2 separate regions of the Homo sapiens genome follow, and region 2 is linked to region 1. The links are chromatin contacts, found by Hi-C in ENCODE. All regions are on one chromosome and are shown on one strand. Each heading gives the region's core, a stretch centred on a gene start or an enhancer-like site at or near the end of the contact. The rest is flanking DNA. Distances are from core to core; before and after follow the strand shown. Region 1 holds the start of SLC2A13 (solute carrier family 2 member 13). Region 2 holds the start of TWF1 (twinfilin actin binding protein 1).

The links. Hi-C counts contacts between places; a loop is a spot of excess contacts on that map. Pooled maps may share reads with other maps.
Region 2: a pooled map shows a loop between it and region 1 (5-fold over the local background). The contact joins the promoter of TWF1 here to the promoter of SLC2A13 in region 1. A Hi-C loop is called at or near these places in 6 of 50 pooled maps.

Annotation. Positions count from the first base shown.
Region 1 is chr12:40,103,997-40,107,528 of GRCh38, reverse strand. It overlaps SLC2A13 (solute carrier family 2 member 13), which reads left to right and starts at 1,448. Exons shown (of 10, transcript NM_052885.4): 1 at 1,448-2,276. The coding sequence starts at 1,721. RefSeq lists an enhancer at 125-294 and silencers at 1,295-1,544, 1,565-1,824, 1,845-1,914, 1,925-2,014.
Region 2 is chr12:43,804,332-43,807,812 of GRCh38, reverse strand. TWF1 (twinfilin actin binding protein 1) reads left to right here and starts at 1,496. Exons shown (of 9, transcript NM_002822.5): 1 at 1,496-1,592; 2 at 3,241-3,318. The coding sequence starts at 1,568. It also overlaps a transcript of TMEM117 not described here. RefSeq lists a silencer at 1,321-1,800.

The DNA.
Region 1 (3,532 bases), core at 199-2,698:
GTCTGGCTTCATTAGTTTATTTTTCCTTGTTGCTGGCAAGGAAAGTACTATATTGTAGAGATAATCGTGACTGATAATCAAAACGAAAGCAGTTTTGACAAATTCTAATATAAGTTTTTACTGAAACAGGAATGACAAAATCCTTTTGTCTGAAAGGAAAAAAGTTATAGCTGCATGAAAAATAGGCCCCAGGCTAAGAAAGCTTTTGCTCAAATAAGGGAAATAAAAGAGCAGTGGAATTGTAGGAATAGAATCATATGATGCTTGACTTTTTGCCCTCAGCCTGAAGAATGAAAGCAAATTAGAGGCACAAAACATCTTTAGCAGTCCCAGCTGCTAGGAAGGCTGAGGCAGGAGAATCGCTTGAACCTGGGAGGCGGAGGCTGCAGTGTGCCGAGATAGCGCCACTGCACTCCAGCCTGGGCGACAGAGCGAGAATCTGTCTCAAAAACAAAACAAAACAAAACAAACTATCTTTAGCCCCTGATGCGCAACTGTATATTTTAAAAACATTTAAATTAAAGGGGGAAACAAACCCCAAATGAACCAACAACTGTTAATTCACTCAACAGTTTAAAAAATTGGTTGCAAATAACGTTATCTTTGCTTTGTTTCAAGTAAATGAGGCTGTTAAAACAGTGCCTCATGGAGGGCAACAGTGGGGATTCTCAGGAGAGAAGCTATCCTACCTTTTGGTTAGCATGTTGGGGCGGGGAAATGGAGACTGCCTGCCGAATCACAAATCAGGGTCTTGAGTTTTCTTTCTATTTCTGGGAATTACCCGTTACATGAGTGGAATGCATATATGTGAATTTTCTTTTACAGGTCGGGGATCCATGGAAGGAGGGTTTGGGATTCACCACAGAGATATGTTCTCTGTCCTCAAAGAATCAAATGTACCATTCCTTTAAAATAAGCATAAATTGAGGAGGGACTGGCGATGAGAGTGGAAACTAGCTATAGAAATGGGAGCATGCAGCCCTGAATTGCTCCAGAACAAACACATTTAATGCCAGGGAAGTAGACCACGCTGGGTAATGTCACAATACTATAAAAGGAAGGGTACTTGCTAGGTCCTATTCTAGGATATTTTTTCCAGCCCTCTCTCTAGGCTGCTGGAAGGACAGTGAGGCTGGTTTAGGTGCTCTCTCCCTCCTCTCCAAACACGGCAAACATTCTGGGTGGCTTCCCGTCTGGAAGCCTGTTGCCTGATGGCATCGCCACATTGGCTTGCTCCACCGCTGCAGCTCGGAAGGCAGGGTTAATTCCATACGGTTGCCAGAGCCCTAAATGAGGGAGCCTAGGTCAGAGGTCGCACCCACCGGGAGGGCGGGGTTTAGGGGTCCGGGGCGGGCTGAGCCTGGCCCCGCCCAAGGAGGGGGCGGGACGTTTCCCGGGCCCCGCCCCGCCGGCCCGGGGTTGCACGTGACCCGCGGTCCCGCCTCCCGCCCGCTCCGCAGCGCCAGCTCGGCAGGCGCGGGGCGTGAGTGTGGAGTGAGACCCGCCGGGCTCCAACTCCGCAGCGTCGGAGCGCGGCGGGCAGCAACTTTCTCCCCGGAGCGGCCGTGGCGGCGGCTGCTGCCGTGGCAGCCGGAGCGGAAGCCGGGAGGAAGAAAGCGGCGGCAGCGGCGGTTGCTCCCGCCGGCTCGGGCTGTCTAGCTCGCCGAGACTGCCGGCCCGCGGAGCCGCGTCCCCCCGGGCAGCCCCGGGCCCCTGCCCTATGTCCCGCAAGGCAAGCGAGAATGTGGAGTACACGCTGCGGAGCCTGAGCAGCCTGATGGGCGAGCGGCGCAGGAAGCAGCCGGAGCCGGACGCGGCGAGCGCGGCCGGGGAGTGCAGCCTCCTGGCTGCCGCCGAATCGAGCACCAGCCTGCAGAGCGCGGGCGCGGGCGGCGGCGGCGTCGGGGACCTGGAGCGCGCGGCGCGGCGGCAGTTCCAGCAGGACGAGACCCCCGCCTTCGTGTACGTGGTGGCCGTCTTCTCCGCGCTGGGCGGCTTCCTGTTTGGCTATGACACCGGGGTGGTGTCAGGGGCCATGCTGCTGCTCAAGCGGCAGCTCAGTCTGGACGCGCTGTGGCAGGAGCTGCTGGTGTCCAGCACGGTGGGGGCGGCTGCCGTCTCGGCGCTGGCCGGAGGCGCCCTCAACGGCGTCTTCGGCCGCCGCGCTGCCATCCTCCTGGCCAGTGCCCTCTTCACCGCCGGCTCCGCGGTGCTGGCTGCGGCCAACAACAAGGAGACACTGCTCGCCGGCCGCCTGGTCGTGGGACTCGGCATCGGTGAGTTCGGGCTCCGTGAAGGGCGCCCGGGATCCCATTGTCACCGCCCTTGACCCTGGGTGTTGCGTGCCTCTTGCCCATCGGGGTCCCCGTCTGGTCTCCCAGGGTCAGAGAATCCTCCACTTCTCTGGCCTCCAGAGCCCATCTGTTTGTTGGTCCAGCCTCCAAGGCTCTCCCGGGAGGTGGGAGGGTCGGGGGGGAGGGGGTGTCACTCTAGTCTCCCTCGAGCGCACGTGGAATCTTTGATAGGCCACGGACCAGTCAGTCCAAGTGGTTGTTGCCTCTCAGCACTTCCAGAAACCTAGCTGAGCACCAGCTCTTTCCTTGATCCAGCCTAACCTGATGCTGCTTCTTGAGCTTACGAGGGTCTCTGCTTTCCTGCACTGTCCCACCTTGCCTCTCCACTGCTAGCCCCTTTCGTTTTCTGGGGCTCCCAGCCTGGAACCTAGACCATCGTCAAGTTACAGTGAGATAATATTTAGAGTTAAGTAATTCTGGACTCTGAAAGGTTTATTAGCGACCCCTGCCCTCTTTGCTTATCTAGCATTTGTCTTTAGATGGCATCTCCTTTTGCTTTTATGCTTTTTCTATTGCCTTTCAGCTTTCATTCTTTTCCCAAGTAAATTCCATTCTCCTCTGTTTTTCCAACTTTTTCATTTGAATCCTTTTTTATCCATTCTCCTCTTTGTTTTTCCTCTCCTGCTTTCCAGTTGGGAACCAAATTATCTATTAAAGGTCATATTCACTTCCTTAATTCATTTAGGAGCTACTCCCCCTGTGGATAAATGCCCCGCAAGATAAATGTTTGGAATTTACTTCAAAAATGAAGGCATTAAGGTTCTCCTGGCGTTGAATTTTTTTCACCCTGGTTGCTGAGCAGGGGAGGTACAATTGGCAAGTTTTTGGCAGAGGGAAGCTATTTGGAATGTGCTCTGTATTATTAGAAAGCACTTTTGAGGGAAAGTGGGGGGCTGTGACTTAAATCTCACTAGTAATTTTTCTAAGACACACCGCTGATGCTTTTTTAATGTTTCGTTTCATAATTCAGTTTTTTGTTTCCCTTAGGGTGCTGTTGAAGTATTTCTTCCCTATGGCTGGGGCTTGATGAAAGCGCTTTAAACCTGGGGCTGCTGCTGATCTGTGTATTCACCACTTGTTTGATGTTTGTGCTTTTCACCCTTTCTCTGTGGGTTCTGAAGGGAAGCAAAGGCCATATATTCAACTCCACATGCGGGAACCATGAGCCTAAAACCCAG
Region 2 (3,481 bases), core at 247-2,746, 3.7 Mb before region 1:
ACGCTTGCAGCTTTTAAGTCAAACTATTGTACTGGCAGTAAATAAGCACTTTCTGGTGGCTGTCAGGGTGGTCCCAACCTAACTAGACATTCCTCTTCTTCAGGACTGAGAATACAGTGGCCTTTCCCAAGCACGAATATGGAAGGATTATATTTTGCTCAACTATACTTTTGAGCAACGCCAACTTCCTTAAGCAATTTCCCCGAAGCACTAGGACATGAATCAGTCAAAATACTGCAAGTCAACTCTGCAATTTTCTCTCTGCTCAGCAATGTAGTCAAAAACTGGTAAATCAGGGTGAACCATTGTGTCAGGAAGAATTTGATTAGAATGAAACTCCTCCCTACATTTCTTAAATCCATACAAGTCATAAAACTCAGATTTAGTTTATTCCTGAATATGAGAATATGTCTGAAAAACAGAGCTCAGATAACAGGCAATAGAACATAACCTTGTTTGCTGTGATTCTTGTAAAGAAAAACAATTGCAGGCCTGTTCATCACTCATGAAAAATACATCGTATAGTACTGGAACAGTGATTAACTTGCACTTATATTATTGACCTGAATAAATTATTTCTTCATTAGCAGATTATAATTTTGTGTATGTGTCACTTCAAGGCCCTAAAAATAAGAACTAGCTTCCCACCTAGTAGCAGTAGAGAAGCAGTACCAAAAAAAAACCAAACCCCCCACAAAACTAACATTACCTTTCAGGAAGGAACTACATGTTTGTAAAAGCAGGAAAGGAAAAGATTTTTAAGTAATATCTGCTGCTACCTTACAAATCTGTCCAAGTGAATTTTGAATAATTACTGGATTAAATAATAAACTGCCAACCTAAAGCAGAGCAGGATTTGCAATGGTATAATCGACCACAGAGGGATACTCAAATCAGCTAATCTCTTAGTGGCTGTCTCTTTCCGGAGTGAAGAGAAAGATACACTGAGTCTCTAAATGTGTCCAGCTGAAAAGAAAAGTTAACAGTCTGAGATTAACTTAATTTAAAATCGTGGAAAAATTTGATGAGAGGCAGTCTATATTAATTCTTTCAAAACAATGGAGCAAGGAGAAGGCTTTTCTACACTAAACGGTATCGATTATAGGAAGAGTAAACCAAGAAAAATAATGTGCACATCTTTTTTAAGCTGGAAAATGCCTATTTGGTAAAATGATCACTTCCGTTTTTGAGCACCCCTTTGCTGAGGCAGCGAATGGCGGCGTCGGCGGGGTTGTCAGAGAGCAGACGTCGGAGCACTGAGCAGTCTAGATTCTGCGGCATGTCCCCCCCGGAAGAAGCGGGAGAGGCGGCGGCAAGAGCAGAAGCAGGACCCCAAGCAGAGAACTAGGATAGCGAGGCCGGGGGCTGGACCGCAGCCCGGCGGCCAGGAAGGGCGGCGGGGCGGCGGGGACGCTCGGGCACTCAGTCAACCTCACGGGGCGGGGCGGCCGCGGGTCGCGGGCGGATGACGCGCCGGGGCCGGCGGAGGAGCAGCCACTTCCTGGGGCCGCCGGCCGGGGCCGCTGGCTGCACTCAGCGCCGGAGCCGGGAGCTAGCGGCCGCCGCCATGTCCCACCAGACCGGCATCCAAGGTAACAGCGCCCGGCGCGACTCGCAGGGAAGGGGCTTCCGGGAGAGCCGGGAGAGCCGGGAGGGCTGCAGGACCGGCAGGGCTGGAGTCGGGCCGGGAGCTCCGGAAGTCGGTCTCGCGGGGCGAGCCGGGCCTCGGCGCCTCTCCGCGCTCCTGCTTCCCGGGCGCTGCCGGCCTGCGTCCTCCTCCAGCCCGGTCCCTGCTGCCGTCACGTTGCAGATTGATCCGAAATTCGGGGGAGCGAAGGAAATTGGCTTTCGAGGCGGCCTGGTTGAAGGGGGCGTGCCTTCCACCGTCCCCGACAGTCGCCCAACTTTCCCCCTTTTGGTCACGTAGGGAAGAGCTGGGACAGTGGAGGCGACTGGGGCTTCAGTACGCTGTCGAGAACCAGGCGAGTTTTCTTTTTCATGGTCCAAAGGAGAATATTACAGGACTTTGATTACAAAAAGAACCATGCCAGAATCTTTCTCACATCAGTAGGGGTGCTTCCCAAAACTCTCCCGCATTTTCTCTCCAAATAGGAAAATGAGAGTTATGTTCTGAGAAATCTCGAGTGTAAGCGTGTGTTTTGATCTTTTTCCTAGATACTCCCCAAGGGAAACTGATCTGTATGGTTGCATGTAATGCGTGCAGACAGTTCAATATGCAGTTATATCTGACCTCCATTATTTCCTGGTTTGAAATTGGGCAGCCTGCAGGTACTCACCTCATCAAGAGTCAAATAATATATCCCCGGGTTACTCGCGATCACTTAACGAGTTCTAGTGTAAACTCAAGCTCTTACTGTTAATAGCGAGTCTTTCTCCCAGATGAACACTTAATTGTATGTTTTATTCGTAAAGATTTTTGACACCACCGCACACATCCCCCTGCACGCACGCAGAAGCAAAATAGTCTCAAATCTGAAAACTTTGTTTTATTTATCCGCATTAATTTCGATATATAAATATGTAGTTATTGACTCTCATGCTTGAGCCTTATAGCAAGCACTACCTACTTACATAGTGGTTCTTGCTGCTAATAGACAACACAGGAACGAAATTAGAACGAAATTGAAGCTTTAATAGGAACACAAGGGTTAGTTATTAAATACATATTTATTCAATGAGTTTAATCTAGCTTTTGAGAAATGCAAGTTAGAAAAATATAACCAGAGTTAAGACTGAATGCATTTTATTGTCTTTTTCTTTAAACAAGTTAGGATATTTGATATATACTGTTGTTTTTAACGGGAAAATACAGAAAGTGAATTGATGAAGGAGTGTCTGTCATAAGCTTGAAACTGAATTAGAGAATGAAAGCAGGTTTTCAATATTTTTCAAAAGAGCAAGAAAAGTTTTTCAAAATTGTAATTTGCTCATTATTGGGTTTGAGTAACTTCAGTATATTCACCCCAGTGTTATTTCTGCACAGAATTATGTAGCTAAAACAGATTAGAATTATTAACATACTTTTAAAATGCTAATATTTATATTTCTTAATTGTATACAGTCTTCGTTATTTTATGCGGTAAAGTTTTATAATACTGATAATAAGGATGCTACATGCTCCAGATTTTTTCTTTGTATTCTAATTAACTTTTCCAATATAGATAGGAAAGTATTTATATGTAAGTATAAAAAGTTTACTTTCTTTATCTTTTTCCACAGCAAGTGAAGATGTTAAAGAGATCTTTGCCAGAGCCAGAAATGGAAAGTACAGACTTCTGAAAATATCTATTGAAAATGGTTAGTTAAATATTTTAAAATATTTTCTGTTCCTGGATTAGTGGCTGTTGTATTTTTAAACTTACTGTGTGTTGTCAGTGATTTGAACTATTAATTAATATGAAGCAAGTTCAAATCTTACGGTAACTTGGATTCCTCATATTTTGTGCAGGTCCCTATGGGC